Linked DNA regions of Homo sapiens: region 2 is linked to region 1. A link is an interaction called in ENCODE POLR2A ChIA-PET data of the cell type or tissue named here. Cell type or tissue: GM12878. All regions are shown on one strand. Each heading gives the region's core, and the rest is flanking DNA. Links, peaks and the distances in the headings are about the cores only. Region 1 overlaps ATXN1 (ataxin 1). Region 2 overlaps ATXN1 (ataxin 1).

Region 1 (9,810 bases), core at 3,027-5,526:
CATATAACTCTCAATATTATGGCAAAAAGAGAATGAGAGGAAAATATTTAGCTATTTCTTTTTTAGGATTTTTACTAATTGTGTTATTAAAAAGGAGCAAATAGAGCAGGAACTGAAACAGACTTAAAGTCAGAGGACTGGACTGCACACATTAGCATCTTGCAGACCTTAGCTGCTCATGATTTATAAATGCTTCAGAAATTATCAAAGCATGAGGCACAGGCTGTGTTTCAGCCTTCCCCATTTTCACCAAGCACTTCTGCAACACCTAAACACTGACCTTTTCAAGCAGGCATGAATAAAACTCTCCTCTGGGCAGAAGGTGCGTGATGACTCATGGCAACCAGAAAGGGGATGTGTAACTCGGGATGTGGAGTCTCTGGGCTTCTAGACCCAGACCTCCCTGTCTTCTGGCCCACTGTTCTTTCTGTTGTGCTACAGCAATACCTGAAGGACCTGCGTGTTGAACAAATAAGGCCAGGAATAAGTTGTCAATAGGAGCACATGACATCTTGTCTTTAAAATACTAATTTCCTGAGACGTCGTTCTACAGCTGCTCAGCACAGATTGGGTATTTATCATCTATATGTTCAACTTACATTTTATTTTCATTTTATTCTTGATATGCAGACATACTTTTCTCCAATGTATAATTATATTTCATAGCAAACTTTGCACTACGTCCATAAGGAGATGTAACCTGCATACAAATACACACAGCAGCAGTCTCTGTATGAATAAATCCTTACCTTTATGTGATAAGCCATGCTAATGATAAGAAGCAGTGACATGGATCAACATGAAATATAATTTTTTTAAAAAACCTTTGAGGATAGACATTTTTCCAGCATATTTATCTCTGATAATGTGTTCTTTAGGCCGGTACTAATTTTGGATTTTATTCCTTGAACACAAACCAGTTAATATACACAGAGAATATTCTGAGTGCATGCTAGGTATCCAAGGACTGCCAGTTTGTAAGAAATTTTACAATGGATAACTCCCATAAATGATCAAATGTTGACTGAACAGGGAACGCATGATATTGTGAATAAATCATATTCTTCAGAATACCTTGAGTTTTGGCCTACCTCCCACGCTGACCTCCCTCCAACTCTTCTTGAGGTCTAACTGGACTCTCAGTCCAGCCCTGCACTGGAGATGCCTCTCAGTCCAGCCCTGCACTGGAGATGCCTCTCAGTCCAGCCCTGCACTGGAGATGCCTCTCCATGGGAAAGGGGTGTTTTTGGCCCAGTTTGCCTGCCACTTAAGCTCCTTGGTGGGCAGGGTGGAGACAGGGCTCTGCACCCTGCTGGGCTGAGTGTGCTCATTCAGAGGAAGCATTTCTGAACTCTGCAATTGCCAGCAGCCCTGGCAGCTTCTCTTTATTCCTCAGAAAGGAAATACAAAGAGTTACCTTTAGTTCTGAGTTGGAAAAAGAGGCTGTTGTGGAACATTTCATTGAGGGACTGCACAGTTTCCTTAGAGACTTATGTGATGATTTTTCTCCAAGTCACCCAAAAGGGTGTTCTTCCATTTGAACACCTGTCCTCTTCCATGGAGGACAGAGACTCAAAGACATATAACGTCTTCAAGTATAATGTAATATAATACCATGTTATCAATCAGTTAATCAACAAATATTGATCAAAGAGTTATCATTTGCGAAAGCCCCGTGAAGCTTACAAAAAGAAGACAGACATAAACCCTACCTTTACGGAAGTTACCACATTCCACTTGGGGAGATGACACCTATTGTAGGATAAGGAATAAAATGGTTAGTAACATAAGGAAAATGAATTTTAAAACCATAGGCATTCACATGCAAAAACAAAACAACCAAAAAAAAAAAAAAAAAAACTTCTGATTGAGAAAGTTGTAGAATAAGAGGATAAAAGAGTTGTAGAAAAAGTGGGATTTGAGCTGGTCTTGGGAGGTCTGGCTTACATTTTGACACGTGGAGTAGAAATGCGGGCTCTCAGAGAGGAAGTGAGAAGCTCACTGTGGCTGCTTCAGTGTGCATGAGGGGAGAAGTAGAAATGAAGTTGGAAAAGCATGCTGGGGCCAGATTGTGAAGATCTTCAGCATCAAATAAAGAATTTCGAAGATGTTCAGTAAGCTGTAGGAACCAATGAAGGTATGGATGGCACGGGGAAGTTGTGTTATATCTACTTTAGGAAGTTCGATCCAACAGGGATGACTCAAATGGTTTAGAGAGAGAAAGCATTGACAAGAAGACCAATGAGCAGGCTGCTGTGAGAGGAATTCAGTCTGAGCTAGCATGGGGCGGTGAAGATAGAAAGGGTGCAGAATTGGTAGGACTTGGAAACCGATGGAATGTGGGAGAAAGAGTAGAAGATGATGATGCTGTCAGCTTCCATCAGAAATTAAAGAGGAGGAGCTGGGTTTGGAGCAAGGGACTGGGAAAGTTTGAAATAAACATAATTTGTTTCCACTGCATATATCCAGGAGTTTGTAGGGGGAGATACCAGGGACCAGGATACAGATTTAAGAACGATAAACAGTAGAAGGAAATCATTATAGAAAGTGAATAGAACTGAGCAGATAGCCTTAGGAAATCTGTCCCCTAGAGTTAGAAAGAACAGAGAGAGCAAAAAACTGCAGAGGGGCCATAAGGAGTAATATAAGGAACCCAAGAAAGTACCATCTCAGAGAAATTAAGAATATTTGTTTATTTTGGTTACAATAGACAAATTAAACTCAAAGTGATTCAAGCAAAAAAAAAAAGAAATGTATTGTATTATATGTGGATTGGTTTTCTATTGCTGTATGACAAACTACAAATATAGTGACTTAAACAACACCTATTTATTTTTTTTTGTGTGTGCATCTTTTCTTTTTTTATTTTTTATGTTATTATTATTATACTTTAGGTTTTAGGGTACATGTGCACAATGTGCAGGTTAGTTACATATGTATACATGTGCCATGCTGGTGTGCTGCACCCATTAACTCGTCATCTAGCATTAGGTATATCTCCTAATGCTATCCCTCCCCGCTCCCCCCACCCCACTACAGTCCCCAGAGTGTGATGTTCCCCTTCCTGTGTCCATGTGTTCTCATTGTTCAATTCCCACCTATAACAATACCTATTTATTATCTCACAGTTTCTGGAGGTGCGAAGTCCAGGCATGGCTTAGTTGAATTATCTGTTGGAGGTCCGAAGTCCAGGCATGGCTTAGCTGAATTATCTGTTCAGGGTTTCATAAGACTGAAATTGAGGTGTCAACAGGGCTGCCTTATTATCTGGAGCTCATGGTCCTTTTTCAAGCTCACATGGTTTTTTGTATTTAGTTTCTTGTGGTCGTAGGACCAAGGTCCCGTTCCATTGCTGGCTGTGAGCTGGGGGCCACTCTCAGGTCCTGGCATTCACCTTCAGTTCCTTGCCATATGACTTGCCTCCTCCATCAACATGTCCTCTCTCACTTTGAATCTCATTCCTGGTAAAGCCCCATCCCTTTTAGGGTTCTCTTAATTAGATCAGGCTCACCAAGATAATCTCTCTATTTTAAGGTTGGTTGACTTTGGACCTCACTTATATTTGCAAAATCCCTTCACAACAGCAGAACCTTGATTACTGTCCCACTGACTAACTGGGAAGAGGTGTGTGTCTGGCAGGGGACATGGCAATCTTGTGGGCTACGTTAGAATTTGGTCTATCATAATATAACTAAAAATTCCAGGGATCAGGCCGGGCGCCATGGCTCACACCTGTAATCCCGGCACTTTGGGAGGCTGAGGCAGGTGGATCACTTGAGGCCAGGAGTTCAAGACCAGCCTGTCTTGAACATGGCCAACATGGTGAAACCCTGTCTCTACTAAAAATACCAAAAATTAGCCGGGCGTAGTGGCTGGTGCCTGCAGTCCCAGCTACTCAGGAGGCTGAGACAGGAGAATTGCTTGAACCTGGGAGGCAGAGGTTGCAGTGAGCTGAGATTGCGCCATTGCACTCCAGCCTGGGCAACAAGAGCGAAACCTTGTATCAAAAAAAAAAAAAAAAAAAAAAAATAATAATAATAATAATAATTAGCCAGGTGTGGTGGCATATGCCTATAATCCCAGCTACTCGGGAGGCTGAGTCAGGAGTATTGCTTGAACTCGGAGTCAGAGGTTGCAGTGAGTGAGACCGTGCCACTGCTCTGTCTGGGTGATGGAGCAAGACTTCGTCTCAAAAAAAAAAAAAAAAAAAAAAAAATCCAGGGATCCGTCTAACTTCTGGCATGGCTAAATCCAAGGGACTTTACTGTCATCAGGACTCAGATTTTCTGTCTTTCAGCTTTTCTCTGTACTGGGAAGCTTCCTTCTCCAGTGGGCTTTCTGTAAGAGGTGGCTAAAGAAACCAGCTGTTAGTAGCATCATGCTCCCGTGGTCTCACTAGGAAAGAGTGTGTTGCTCCTCTTAGTTCCAGGTAGTCTGAGAGAGGCCTTTGATTGGCTTGCCTTGGGTACATGCCTACCCCTAGGCCAGTCACTGTGGCTGGAGGGTTGTTGTATTACGATTGCCCAGACCTGGGTCATATGTCCATCTTCCAGGCCAATGTGTGAAGTCATCCCAGCCCAGATAACAGCCAAGGGGAGAGATCATTCCAGAAAAGATGCTGTTCAGGCAAAAATGCTAGTCTACTAAATAAAAGGAAAAGAAAATGGAAGGAACTATTACTAGTGAACTGTATCAGACATTGTTAGAGAAGTTAAGAGGAGGACTCAGCAAAGGTCACTGCATTTAGAAGGCAGGAAACCATTCTTGACCTTTGGAGGAGAAGGAAGGTTACTAACACAGAGAAAAGTGGTGGAAATCAAGCTCCAGAGTTTTAAGATGTAGGCGGTGAAATACTGGCATTGAATGTATAGTACAACTGTTTGTTGGTAAACAGAAGAGAGAGGACAGCCATTTGGGACTGTATTAGGGTATGGATAAATTCTTTTAGGAATAGCAGTGACTGAGTATGCTTGGAGTGTGAGAAATTTCCAGTAGAGAGGAAAAAGACTGAAGGGAAGTTGGGAGCAGAGTTGACCCCAGCAGGATCTGGAACCAGTAGGAGGAGAATGGATTCAGACTCCAAGTAGAGAGGCCACACACAGTGTAATAACCTGGGTAATATAGTGTGTGAAGTTTTTTGTTGTTTGGTTTTTGGTTTTTTTTTTTTTTTTTGGTCATTTGTCGCTTCTTTGAAATAGACAGGTATCATTGCTTTCAATGTAGCTATCAAATGGTGATTAAATGTACTCAAAAGATCCTCAGCATCTCTCTGGCCCTGTAATTGACAGAAACATTTAACCTTAGAGAAGTGGTTCTCAAAGTCTGGTCCCTGGACCAGCAGTATCAGCATCACCTGGGAACTTGTCAGAAATACAAATTATCTGACCCCACCCCAAGCCTACTGAATCAGAAATTCTACAGATGGGTCTTAGCATTCTCTGATTTAACAAGACCCTCTAGCCATTTCTATTCGTTTCTTTCCTTTTTTTGAGTCGGAGTCTTGTTCTTTCGCCCAGGCTGGGGTACAGTGGCGTGATCATAGTGCATTGCAGCCTTGAACTCCTGAGCTCAAGCCACCTTCCTGCCTCAGCCTCCCAAAGTGCTGGGATTACAGGTGTGAGCCACTGCACCTGGCCTTCTCCAGCCATTTCTGATGCTGCTTCAAGTTTGAATATCACTGCCTCAGAGGTCTGCATCTCCCCTCCACATGCCATGAAGGTTTCCTTAATAGTGGCTTTGAGAAGCTATGAGAGCTAGTGATGTAAGCTGCTGGTGATGAGGAAATGGGGGAGTTTGTAAATCTTGAAAGGAGATGACAACTGTTCAAATTCCACTAATGACTTAAGATGTAATGGATTGGAAGAACAGAATAGAAAGGCTAAGTTGTAATTTAATTTTTTTTGAGTTTGTGGAGGGCTGACACATGATGATGATAGGCATCATCAGACTTTCAAGTCCCTGGAAGACAGAGAAAGGTGAAATGGGCTTAAAGCATAGCTGTAGACTGGTGATTCTTTTGGAGTAAGGGTTAAGTCCTAGAACAGGTTTTGGATATGGATCATTTAAGTTAAATCCAGGCTCTTCCACTAGATGCTGTTAGGAGGTTGCAAAAGAAGGGCATGGCAAGGTTTCTTTCATCAGAGAGCTTAGAAACTTTTTGAGCCTTCAAGACTTAAATAAATCCAGTGGAGTATAAAAAGACAGTATAACAAAGTGCTGAACTGAAAAGGACCTTGGGTCAGAATGTGTGGTAGAGACTGTAAGTGCTGTGGGCAGTCAGGGGAAGGAGAAATTGGCATTGTGTCATTTTCTCCTCTAGGCAGAGGATGAAACTGACAGCCTGGCGTAATTTCCCAGGTCCGATGGCAAGATATTGGACACCTTGGCTTCAGGAAGTGCTTTTTCTTGTTCTCTCTCTCCTTTCTGAGTGTGTCAAAGTTGCCAGGTCAAAGTGAAGGTTTATACTCTGAGACTTTGAATGTGGAATATTGTTAATATTTTTGTTTGTATAAGAAGCTTGTAGGATAAATTACATTTTATCTTGGACATTTTAAATGGAAAGAGACTCAAATAGAAGTTTGGCATATTTGTTTCAGACAGGCTTTCAGACTTACTCCATTCATGGGGAGAACATGAATGAGCCTGTTGGATGATGCTTTAATGTTGTAGGATGAAGAAAGCAAACTACTGATTTTCCTTAGTGGAAGAATTAAGTTGAGCCAGATGTGGGATGATAGGGAAGAAGAAAACACTTCAGATGAACATGACATTTCCACTGCTTTTAATTTCTTTGCACCTTGCTTGCGGCTCATGTGGGTAAGTAAACAGACCACTGAACCAAGAACCAAGAGAGAAGGTTGACGGAACACTGTTAACGGTGGGCATAAAAGCTGTTTAAGTCCAAGAGAGAAATAGTAAAAATACCGTAATCATCAAGGGGAAGCCAGAAATCTGGTACCTGATCCAAGGTCCTAAAGATGTTTTTCAGAAGTCTACAAGTAATGTGATCTGTTTTCAGTCCTTTTTGGGGGAGGGTTTTCTTAACTTCAGCTGTGGCATGCAGGTGTCAACAAGAGAGCTTCCTTTTACTTCACTGTGATAACGGAGTGACTTGGGGTGCATTAGAGAGCAGGGTCATTATTTGCTGTCACATCAAGAATAATACCTGCATCAGGGGTGTTCCTCTCACCGAAATTAATCACAGAGAAGGTGTGTGTTGCTCTGATGGCCTAGCAGTCAGAAAGATGAATCATCTCTTATTTCAAGGTATGGAGAACAGTTGTGTCACTCATTTCTTTTTCAAGGAGACTCAGTTGAAATGGCAAAATAAAAAAGAGAGAAATAACAGAACACAGTTGTACATCACTAGATCAGTTCGTATAATACAGACTGTTTCCTCTACCTGGAAACCTGATGCCTGGCTAACTTCTGCTCATTTTTGACTTTCCTGTTCGAATGTTAGTTTTGTAAGAGAAGCCTTCCTGAGACCCTCCTTCTAAGTGAGGTACCCCCATCATGACTACAAATCACAATGTTCATTTTTCCTTCATATTGCCTATCCAGTTTTCAAATTTTATGCATCTCCTAAAACTCATATAATTATTTAATTCTGTCCCTCTTGAGGCAGTGAGCTCCTTGGGTGCAGGGTCCTGGGCTATTTTGTTTACCATGTATTCCCCAGTTGAACACAGAGCCTGGTGGATTTAGCAAGTACCAAGTAAAATTGTATCAAGCGAATGATTTAATTAATGAGAAAGCACTTGGTAAACTGTATTCATTATGAAAGTGATGGTTAATTATGTGAGTAGCAGACACCTCCTTTCTCTCTTCTGTCCCAATTTTGTCTCTCCATTTTTTATTAGTTCTTTATTTTGAGATATACTTGTCAGTGTGTTACCAATTCCAAATCTAAGATTTGTTATTATTCATTCTTGCCTTTTTTTAGAGATAAAGGACCACTCTTTTTTGTTTTTTTTCCTCAGAAATGCTATTAATGACACCCACAATGCTAATACTACAACTGTTTTTTCTGTGCATGCTCATGATTTGAAAGGAAAAACATGACTGGCCTTTGTCGATGATGTATTTGGGAAGCAACAAGATTCTAGTGTAGCACTTAAATTCTGTTTCTTGTCATCCTCAAAGCTGCTAATACAAGTTCCTTTGCCTCAAGTGTGCTTCTCAAAAGTATACAAGGCGAAATAAGTTGATAGTATCGTTCCAGGAGAAGCTGTTCCTGGGTCAGCCTTGAAAGGGGGAAAAAAATCAAGAAATCCAGGTGTGGAAAATATTAATGATCAGGATATGAATAAGTCTTTTCATTAAAAGCAACAGCAAATAAACAAAAAGTTATCCAATCCTTTTCCAGCAGGGCCTCGCTGTGCCACTCTGGTGGGTGTAAGTGTTGTCTTCGGTGGGCGGAAATGGCAGACAGCCAAGTGGAAAATTTCACAGTGTCGCAAACATTCAGTGCACGAAACGCTGCAAACCAGCAATCTGAGGGAGCCGTGTACCAAATAACCACGCTCCTGCATGTGCCCTACTGCCCACCTTACACTCTTTCTCCTAGCTTCCTGCGTGATGCCTTCACTTTCTTTTTCCCGGAGATTCCAGATTCTTCGTTTCTGTTCCTATTCTTTCCTGAAACTCAGCACAGTAGGGCATGCAGACGTTTGGATGCTCCCGGGATAGTTGATGATTGGTGCCTTACCAGTGCTGGCTTTTGTATTCTGGCTCCAGAGCTCAGGAACAGGCTTATGACCACCAACAACGCTTTGCATTAACATAGTGGATTTCTTCTCGGGAACTGTGTGTGCTTTGCAAGAATGATCTTCTTGATCTTCTCCATGACCCAGTAAGATATGACAGTGGCAGAAGGTGCTAGTCCTTGCCTCCTTTTGCAGAAGAGTAAAGCCAAGTGGCCTGTTTTGAGGCTTTTGCAAGTTTGCATCTCAGCTAAGATTGTGTCTGAAGTCTCCCAGAAATGGCTTCAACTTTGGGGTGAGGAGAGGCTGGCTGTACCATGTTGTGTTCTTTTTGGGAAAAGAGCAAGAACATTGAACTTCTTTTTTAAGAAAATGGTCTTTGGTGAACTATCAATTCGTCTAATTGGTCGTGAGACTGTATTTGTTCAGATAACAAGTGATTTGATGATGTGTTTACCTTTTTCTTTTTCTTCTGTTCTATTTCCATGCTAGGTATTTCTCACTTCTCTGTGAAAGGAAGAAAGAACACGCCTGAGCCCAAGAGCCCTCAGGAGCCCTCCAGAGCCTGTGGGAAGTCTCCATGGTGAAGTATAGGCTGAGGCTACCTGTGAACAGTACGCAGTGAATGTTGTAAGTTAACAACCAAGAACAATATGTGTAGTGGCTTGCCTTGTAGGATTCATGAATCACTTGATGTAACCGAGCCAGGTGTTGAAGGGGTATTAGCATGAGCTCTAGGTGATCGTCCAATTAATTTCTTTTTTTAATTGGAAGGGAATTTAATTTTTTAAGGGAAGAGGTCCTGTTTGTATTTGCTGGAACTTGCCTTTCTCTCGGCTTCTATGGCATGCTGCAAACTATCTACTTCAGGAATAAAAGGATGGAATACAGTGATTCTTTCATTGTAGGAACACCTTTTCTACTGGTACAGTCAAATAGTATCAGATTTAGAGCAGCCCCTTTAAACTGGGCTGTTGCAGTTCTTTTAGGTTGGTGAGTAGGGGGTAAAATTCTCCAGGCTAAGGATTAGCAATCAGAGTTTCCATCCAGCAATTATTCTTCTGTATGTGCAGTTGATGAAAATGACATTTTTCTCTCTGGCTTG
Region 2 (9,810 bases), core at 2,904-5,403, 110 kb before region 1:
GCCTGGAAAGGGAAGGTGGCCCAGTGAGGAATGGTACTGCATTCTCAGTCTCTGGGTGAGTTGAGGCAGGGGACCAGAAGGAGAGGAGGGAGGAGTGGGAAAGGCTTAAAGCCTCTTGGAAGGAGAAAAGCCAGGGGAAAGGAGAATGGTAACTGGGAAATGGGCTAACCTCAGACCTGCCTTTAGCGGACGCCTGGCTCGAGGGCCCAAGACCTCAAGCTCTCAGAAACTGGTAAGAATCATGCTGTCCCAGGTCCCAGTGAGGTGACTCTAGGTAGGAGGCCCTTAGCAGAGGTGGCTGGGTCAATCCCAGTCGGCTGCTTTTATCTTTTATTTTATCGGCACTTAGAAAGAAAGTATGGTGCTCCTTCTGAGAGGGCTCTTTAACATTGCAATGGGCCAATCACTTTATATCATTATCTCATAATTATTATATTACATTACATTATATTATGATAATTCCTGTTTTGTAAATGAGTAGCCGAAGCTCAGTTACATAGCCTGTCCATGGTCACAGTGGAACATGAACCCAGTTTGTGATGTCAAAGCATTTCTATCTTTATGGCAAGCCTTCATAGGAAGCAAAAGAAGCTTGCAAAAGTAGGAGACGTTACCTTATCCTCTTTCCCCGTTCAGAATTTGGGCTGCGGCCAGGCTCAGTGGCTCACGCCTGTAATCTCAGCACTTTGGGAGGCCGAAGCGGGTGGTTCATGAGGTCAAGAGATCAAGACCATTCTGGCCAACACGGTGAAACCCCATCTGTACTAAAAATACAAAAATTAGCAGGGCATGGTGGCCTGCGCCTGTAGTCCCAGCTACTTGGGAGGCTGAGGCAAGAGACTTGCTTGAACCCAGGAGGCGAAGGTTGCAGTGAGCCAAGATCATGCCACTGCACTCCAGCCTGGGTCACAGAGCGAGACTCCATCTAAAAAAAAAAAAAAAGAATTTTGGCTGCTCACTGATGTTAGAATTTAAAAGAAAGTAAAGTGATGCTTCAATTAAAAAAATTAAAAGCTTAAAAAAATTAAAAGCTTTAAAGTATGGATTTTTTTTGGTGGGCGGAGCAAAAACAGTGACTGAAGTGTATTCATATTGAAACACTGTGGTGTTTCACTGGTGTTCAAGTTGACAGGGCAGGGGTGGGAAAGAATTACGGAGTAGAAACCCCTGGGGCCCAATGGGGAGGCACCTAGAGGGCCTAAGGGGAAGGATCCTACAGATGAACTTGACCTTCTTTATGATTTTGCGGAAGACAACTCTGCTTATCTTTCCTCTGGGACCAGTAAAATAGCTGTTGGGGGCAGATGCTTTGCTGATGCTTAGTATACAAAAGACAGCTTATATGGGGGCAATATTAATTTTCTTAAGTCCCTTGGCATGGATTCTGAAAACTTTAAGATTTATGATTTGAGAACCCTGACTCTAAAATACGTGAGAATTTTCTGCTTGCAAAATAGATTACGCTTGCACAAAATACGCTTGCACAAAATCTTCTACTTGTATTTCTACTCTGGATTGTTGAAACAAATTGATTTTTTCTTTTTTGAGACAAAGTCTCACTCTGTCATCCAGGCTGGAATGCAGTGGTGCAATCTTGGCTCACTGCAAGCTCCGCCTCCTGGGTTCACGCCATTTTCCTGCCTCAGCCTCCCGAGTAGCTGGGACTACAGGTGCCCGCCACCACACCCAACTAATATTTTTTGTATTTTTTAGTAGAGATGGGGTTTCACCGTGTTAGCCAGGATGGTCTCGATCTCCTGACCTCATGGTCCGCCCGCCTCGGCCTCACTAAGTGCTGGGATTACAGGCGTGAGCCACTGCGCACAGCTGAAATAAATAGATTTTAAGTGGCTGGCTGGCTCTCAGATTGCATCCTGTTAGAAAGTCAGAATAGAAAATAGATGCATTTTAGCAGTGTTGGAAGAATAAACTCAAAGTCCCCTGGAAATCCTGGACCCCACCCACCTCTTACCAAGTATCCAGCAGGAACCTTCTTCCTTACTATTGTTATAATACATTCTAGCCCCAGTAATTTGTTCCACGTATCTCATTAGAGTGAAGATAGCAACATACTTAAATAAGAATTTCATTTTTCAGTTTTAGCTTTTGATGTAGGCTAAATGCTCTGTGTCACATAACTTAGACTACCTACATGCCTCATACACTGATACCCTATTTTGAAATTACACATGAATTTAACACTGCCACGTTGGGACGTGCTTTCTAAAGTTACCTATGAAATAACTTAGATCCGGTCTTGGAAACACCTTTTACCAGCTAGGTACCCATCACATAGCTTAGTAGGTGATGGTGGGGTCCTTCGTTTTTTTGACTACCCGTATAATTTCAGGAGCAAGCCTAATTGTTATGCCTCCTTTGTTATTACCTCCCCTAGCCTAGATAACATGCCTTCCAAATTGTATTGAGAGTACACAGGAAGACAACTGCAGCAGGCAACCAGCTCTAACAACTGCGTCATTTTCTAAGAATCAAAGGAATTACTTGAGTTTCTAGTTCTGGCTTTGGCTTGCCAGACATATACCTTACCCCAGCGAGGTAAATGATTCAATCATTTGGGAATGATTGAAGTTGCTGCCTAATTCATAACTTATAGGTGATTAAACTTGTAAAGTATTTTGAGGCTGTTTCTTTCATTCATTTATTCCAAACAAACATTTGTTGTTGAATGGGTAGTGACTTTGATTTTAAAACACTATACAGACATAAAATAGTGGCAGCTTGTAGATAGCAATTTTTTAATTTGCTGTCCTTAAGGAATTTCGTTACCAAATCCTCACGAATCTTGAACCTTAGAAGAATAATCCTTTCCTTTGTTGGAGTTTTAAATTTAGAATAATCAGACAATAGTGAAGCATTCTGTTCAAAGCATTCCTTTTAGGCTACCCATTTATTATACGCTGCTCTTAAGAGGAGATGAATTTGATTAGCATTGAACATTCAGTCAGTGTTTTTGCATAGCTAATATCACGGAGAAATTTTCAAAAAAAGTTATGCCTGCTATTTAACATTATTATACAGTCAACTTTTAATTATCTGTATTAATGGAATGTAATCAGTGATGTGTTGCTCCAAAATCATTTCCTTTGGCTTTGAGAAGCACCGGATGATGCTTTTATTGGTTTGTGGTTTTGCTTAGATAGTATTAAAATTGTGCCACATGTGTGCACATAGCTCATCTTAGGGAGGAAGTAGCCCAAAAGTATACTGGGGGCTAGGGAAAGGTCAACTGGAATTTTTAAACCTACCACAGATACATATACAATGGATGACCCCAAGATTATTCATCTTAATTATTAAATAAAAAACAATGGCCAAGAATTATATAATGGCAGCTGTGTAAGAAAAAAGACGCAATGAACCACATGTGAGATTTCCATGTAGGACACACATTGTTTCCCACCTTTCCCTTTTGAAATTTCCTGAAAGTGAAACACTCTCATAACACTACAGCAGTGAACACTGTTAGATTTAGTGATCCTCCAAATGCATTTTGCTGGTGCTCCAAATAGGCCTCTTGGGGGAACAGAAGGAACAGAAGGGCTGATGTCTTGACATGTTAATGTTTCTAGATAATGTCACCTTTAGGTGTGATAGCTGTTACTGTTTATTATTTTTTAAATAACCCTCTTGTTCCCATTCATTCAAGTTAAGCTTTTTTTTTTTTTTTGAGACGGAGTTTCACTCTGTCACCAGGCTGGAGTGCAGTGGCGCGATCTCTGCTCACTGCAACCTCTGACTCCCTGGTTCAAGCTGTTCTCCTGTCTCACCCTCCTGAGTAGCTGGGATTACAGGCACGTGCCACCATACCCAGCTAATTTTTGTATTTTTAGTAGAGACAAGGTTTCAGCATGTTGGCCAGGATGGTTTCGATCTTCTGACCTCATGATCCGCTCGCCTCAGCCTCCCAAAATGCTGGGATTACAGGTGTGAGCCACCATGCCCGGCCTAAGCTTGTTTTTTTTTTAATGAATAACAATGATAGAAGGAAATCTTTGGAGGGTTTATCTTCTTAGTAGCGGCCTTTCAAATTTCAAAAGTCTTCTCAGTGCACAAATCTGTTTTTGCATGAGGCTGCTATAGGGCCAGCACTTTTAGTCCTCTGTGGCCTGTTCACCTGAGTGAGTGGTGACATTTCTTGGTTCATACCTTGGAAGGCAATGATGGCTGGCCCTTTAGAGTGAGGTGAAGGAAGACTGATCCCTGGGTGTGGAGGTACTGATGCATAGGAAAAGAAAACATCTTTGGTGACACCATTGGGTGTCAGATCAGTTTTTGGCAAGTTGGCAGGAAAGTCTCCAAATCAGTGGGGTCTGGCTGGGCACCAGCAAGTTGGAAGCTGCATTAGTTCCTTCTGCTGGCATGTCCCCCTGTCATCTGGCCATAGCCTCATCTGCTCCTACTACCTTGCAGGTGCCCTTGGGGTAAAGCTGTCCAGATGCACATGAACCCCTCCTCTTTTCAGCTGGACACCAAGCCAGGAAAAGGAGAGGTGTGACTTTTTGACGGAGGCCAGTTTCTATGTCAGCAGCCTTGCCAGTGAACACTGCAAAATGGTGTCAGCCTGCAGCCTTTTTGTGCACTGGAGCAGAGCTCCCCTCACCACATTTGTGAAACAGGTTCTGTCATGGGGCCCAGGTGTCCTTTTCTCCTGCCACCCCCACTCCAGCTTGCTGGCCGCCTTATCATTCCACACCAGGAAGCCAGCATCCTTGAGTTGTCCTTACTTCTTATGACCTGCTGTGTAGAAAGAGAGGGGAAAACCAGTGTCCGAGTGGCTGCTGTGGGTGTGGTCTGGGCCGCGTAGTTTTATATACGTAACAACCTTCTGAGACAAGCGTTAGTGACTCCTTTTACAGCGGATGAACTTGAGGGTCAAGCCAGTAAATAATTTCCTCAAAGTGACAGAGCTGGAAAGTGGTAAAGTTAGGATCAATACTCGGCTTTGATTTTAAAATATGCATATGCATATATTTTGGAGATCTGGATATACCACTTCCAAAGTAGCATATTATACTGAAATTTCAAAAGAGAAAACATCTTTAAACAAAAGGAAATAACTCTTAATTATGGAGTTTCAGGTATCAATGTGTTGCTGGAGGGCTGTGATCTTAAAAGCATGTCACATTGGCAACCCGTTCCGGCAGGTTGTGACAAGCTATGTAGCATGCATGAAAGCATCATTCATTTTTTAAAAAATGTCTTCACCATTTATTTCTTTAATTTTTTGTTTTAACTTTTTATATTTATAGGCAATAATTATGTATATTTATGGGGTACAGTGTGATGTTTTTATAATGCATACATTATAACAAGATTCAATCAAGCTAGTTAATATATTCATCACCTCACCAGTTTATCATTTTGTGTGTGTGTAAGAACATTAAAAATCTGTGTTAGCAATTTACTTCATTCTTAATGGCAGACTCAGCTTCTTTTTTTTTTTAAATCCTAGACTGTTGGCTTCTCCTTCCAGCAGTGTTGTAGGACTCAGCTGCCTTTCTTTGCTGTCCCTGGCCAGAGATGTGTGCACTCCTGGTCTCCTAATAAAACTTTAGCCTATGCTGGGAGCCATGGATTTGGCAGCACTGCCTTTAGCATTTAGGAATATGTTTCTCCTTACATCAAGAATAGTTTTAGGCCAGGCATGGTGGCTCACGCCTGCAAATCCCAGCACCTTGGGAGGCCGAGGCGGGTGGATCACCTGAGGTCGGGAGTTTGAGATCAGCCTAACCAACATGGTGAAACCCCGTCTCGACTGAAAATACAAAAAAATAGCCAAGTGTGGTGGCATGTGCCTGGAAGCCCAGCTACTGGGGAGGCAGAGGCAGGAGAATCGCTAGAATCTGAGAGGTAGAGGCTGCAGTGAGCCAAGATTGCGCCACTGCACTCCAGCCTGGGTGACAGAGCAAGACTCTGTCTCAAAAAAAAAAAAAAAATAGATTTATGCTGCTTGTTGAGGACCAGCAGTATTCTCAACCATGTGAGGCATTCTTCGAACATGTGAAGCAGCATTTTCCTGGATGGGCATTTCTGCCATAATTGTGGGCAGAAAAAGGTGTGGTCCACATATGCCCAACAGGGCCAAGGGGCAAGGGTGAGCATGTACCTATGTCTTATACCCCGGAGATTCTTGCGGCTGACGAGGTTCCCTTACAAAGCCCAAAGGAATTCTCCTCCTTCCACCGGAGGTGTTTATAACCTCTAATTTGCTCACCATGCTTCTAGTGGAAGGAGTAGGAGCTCAATCCCCTGGGAGGCTGCGGCAGAGCCAGAGCAGGCTGGTGACCCAGAGCAGTGGCACTCCCCTCTGAGTGCATGATGCAGATGGAGCAGGAGGGGGATGCAGGTGGGACACCCTGCGCCCTGCAGGTGAGTGCACAGCCAGCGAGACACCCAATCAGGGAGCAGGAAGGCTGTCCCTGTGGCAGCAGGTAAAAGAGAGAGTCGCTGAGATGAAATTCGTGGGTGTGTGCTTCAGCTTGTTTGAACAGCTCCTGTGCAAGATCTTATAGTAAATGCTGAGCTTCTTTGTGCTCTGTGCCTGTCGGTGGAAGGCATAGCCCTTGATGAAGATTTCTCCTTCTACCCATCTTGCCTTTGGAAAGGGCTCCCCTTTGACAAATGCTGCTGTAGTATTTGATGCAGCCTCCATGAGGTGCTTTGGGTGGGAAGTGGATTCTGACCTCATTTCCCAGAGGAATTTGAAGTGGAGGGGAAGGACTAATTGGTCCCTCATTAAGGACTTACAATGAAGTACAGTATTTCTCCTGAAAGGATAATCTAAGTCACTGGATAAAATGCCCAACACACTTTTAACGTGACATAGGAATCCAAAGTCATTTTTAAATCAAAGATTTTTGTAGTTGTGGAGAATGGCTGTGTTTTAATGGGATCTTTACATATCAGCATTACAAAGGGCTCCTTCAAATGTGATGATTTTAATGTTTTTGCTGGGGTTTCACCTGAGGTTCCAAATACATATTTCCCTATCATATTTGCAGGCATCCAGCACCCGATTTTAGATATGCAAATCAGCTCACTTTGTTTACCAGGCTTTGGATAGGGGAGAAAAGGAGGTCTGAGGCTGGGCACGGTGGCCACACCTGTTATCCAGCACTTTGGGAGGCCAAGATGAGAGGATTGCTTGAGGCCAGGAGTTCAAGATCAGCTTTGGCAAGATAGAGACCTCGTCTTTACAAAAAATAAGTAAAAATTAGCCAAGCATGGAGGCGTGCATCTGTAGTCCCAGCTCCTCTGGAGGCTGAGGCAGGAGGATTGCTTGAGCCCAGGAGTTAGAGGCTGCAGTGAGCTATGATCGTGCCATTGCACAGCCTGGGTGACAGAGCTAGATTCAGTCTCTGAAAAATAAAAAAACAAAATAACGGGGCTGCAAAAGCTTCCTTGACGAAGAAGGAAAGTCTCTCGCTCCTGTTTAACACTGCCTGGCTGGGTTCCAGCTCACTAGCTTAAAACGAGAAGGCACCACCACTGTGATTAAAATAAGGCCCTACTTAATTAAAACAGTGTGAGAATTTAATAAGAGGCATAAGACTTCACTGATAGTCACCAAAAAATCTCAAAAAGGTGACTTAACAGGCATTAATAGCATATGTTGCTTGTTTACTCTCTGTCAACATTCCGTTTTCCAGAGACATCCTTCGTACAGGTGAAAGTCTCTCATTCCTCCCTCTCCCCTCACTGCCTGCCTTTCAGCCATTTCCTTGCTTTTTGTAGTTAACCAGTAAGAAAGAGACCATAATGGAGAAAGAACACACTGACTGTGTTTCACAGACTGTTGCCCTCATCTCCACTTGTGTTAAAGAAGGTAAATTAGTTCCCCTCCAGATTAACTTCAGCGTCAGCTGTGGTGCTTTCCTGACACTTCTTAACATTTGAACAGTACCACATTCTGTCCGTTTTATCGTTGTCTCTTCTCATACCCTGTATTTGCCAATTCTGTACTCATGCCCAGACAGATCTATAGGTATATGTAGGAGGATGATGAAGAACGGGCCGATTCGTAGCTCACCCTTTGAGCCAGGACCAAAGGTTTGGGAGTCTTAGGCTCTGACCTTATTCTTTTGGAGAGGAAAGAATCATTTTCCTTTAAGCCTAAGTCTGGCAAAATCTAATTACAAAGTTTTTCGATTTTGCTATTTTAAAATAAAAGCTAAGCCTTCCCCCCATCTAATCAGCCCTCTCTTCCTCTGCTTCTAATAGTGAAGGAAATAAAGAAGTCTCTCAATTTCACAAGCTTGAGGTACTTATATTTGTACATGATTTCCTGTTCTAAGTGGGTGGTTTTGGCCCCTGGCACTTCATGTACGCTAGGGCATTTTTGGACACTTTTGGTATCCACCTTGCTTAAGAATTGAATGACTAGGAAAGAAGGTCATGGGGAGTCTTCAAATTATTAACCCTCAGTCCAATCTAAGTCATTAGTTAATGCCATGTTTGAAGGTGGTAAAGTAACCGTCATCTTACGAAGTAACTCTCGTTTGTTATGCTTAGTGCTGAACAAAGTATAAACTCACCAATGTGAGAGACAGGGACAGGATGCTTATTTCTTTATGGATATTTAGAATTTGAGCCTGTAGGCTGGGCACGGTGGCTCACGCCTGTAATCCCAGCACTTTGGGAGGCCGAGGCAGGCGGATCACGAGGTCAAGAGATCCAGACCGTCCTGGCCAACATAGTGAAACCTCGTCTCTTCTAAAAATACAAAAATTAGGTGGGGGTGGTGGTGCGCACCTGTAGTCCCAGATACTCGGGAGGCTGAGGCAGGAGAATCACTTGAACCCAGGAGGTGGAGGCTGTAGTGAGCCGAGATCGTGCCACTGCACTCCAGCCTGGCGACAGAATGAGACTCCGTCTCAAAAAATAAATAAATAAAAAAAAAAAAAGGAAAAAAAGGAATTTGAGCCTGTAACACCAACTTCAGCACAAATAGATCTCTTTCTTGATTCTGAAATGATTTATCAGTTTTAAAAAATGGTGGGGTGCACTGCTGGTGGGAGTGTAGGTTGATATAGTCATTTGGGAAAGCAATTTGGCACTATTGTTTAACAGTGAATATTCATAGACCCATTCCTAGGCAATAACCCAGGGAAACTTATGCTGATGGGTATTGTTCCTAATGGACACAGCATTGTTTCTAATAGAAAAAAAAACGAAGCTGAAAAAATTTTAAAGGTCGTCAACAGACATATATATATATATTAGTCTAATATATGACAATTAGACTAATATATATATTAATTAGACTAATATATATTAGCTTCTATCCCTGTAGACTAATATATATTAGTCTAATATATAATAATTGAACTAATATGTATAATTTGACTAATATGTATATTAGCTTCTATCTCTATAGACATATATTAGTCTAATATATAATAATTAGACTAATATGTATAATAATTGGACTAATATATGTATTAGCTTCTATCTCTCCAGACTAATATATATATATATTAGTCTATTGAGAACCTTTATATATATATATATATATATATGCACACACACATATACACGTACATACATACATATATATAATTTTTTGCTTCACAGAATGGAATATTATACAGCAGTGAATATGAAGGAACTATAGTAGCTACCTGTAACAACATGGCTAAATCTTAGAAACAATATTGTGTGAAAAAAACTAGTCACAAAAGACTATATACAGTATGATAGTATTATAAAGTTTAAAATCAAGCACAATTAAACTATGTATTTTAGAGAGTGATAGATAGAAAATTTAAGATAGTGGTTACCCCTGGAGAG

Evidence for each region. Peaks named below come from ENCODE experiments on the same cell type or tissue, not always from the same donor. Only the 100,000 strongest peaks of a DNase experiment are listed, where the experiment ranks them.
Region 2: POLR2A ChIA-PET joins it to region 1 with 14 read pairs; 4 of 35 experiments call an interaction of 5 or more read pairs at or near these places.

Annotation. Positions count from the first base shown.
Region 1 is chr6:16,485,497-16,495,306 of GRCh38, reverse strand. It overlaps ATXN1 (ataxin 1), which reads left to right. Exons shown (of 8, transcript NM_001128164.2): 6 at 9,198-9,335. Among named protein-coding and RNA genes, the nearest start is that of GMPR, 250 kb to the right of the region's middle. RefSeq lists enhancers at 1,220-1,279, 1,938-2,047. In GM12878, for the core only: no CTCF peak of the experiment used is centred there; no DNase peak of the experiment used is centred there; H3K4me3 peaks cover 2,075 bases; H3K27ac peaks cover 1,996 bases.
Region 2 is chr6:16,593,588-16,603,397 of GRCh38, reverse strand. The region is part of intron 3 of ATXN1 (ataxin 1); the gene reads left to right. Among named protein-coding and RNA genes, the nearest start is that of ATXN1-AS1, 160 kb to the left of the region's middle. RefSeq lists a silencer at 1-128. In GM12878, for the core only: no CTCF peak of the experiment used is centred there; no DNase peak of the experiment used is centred there.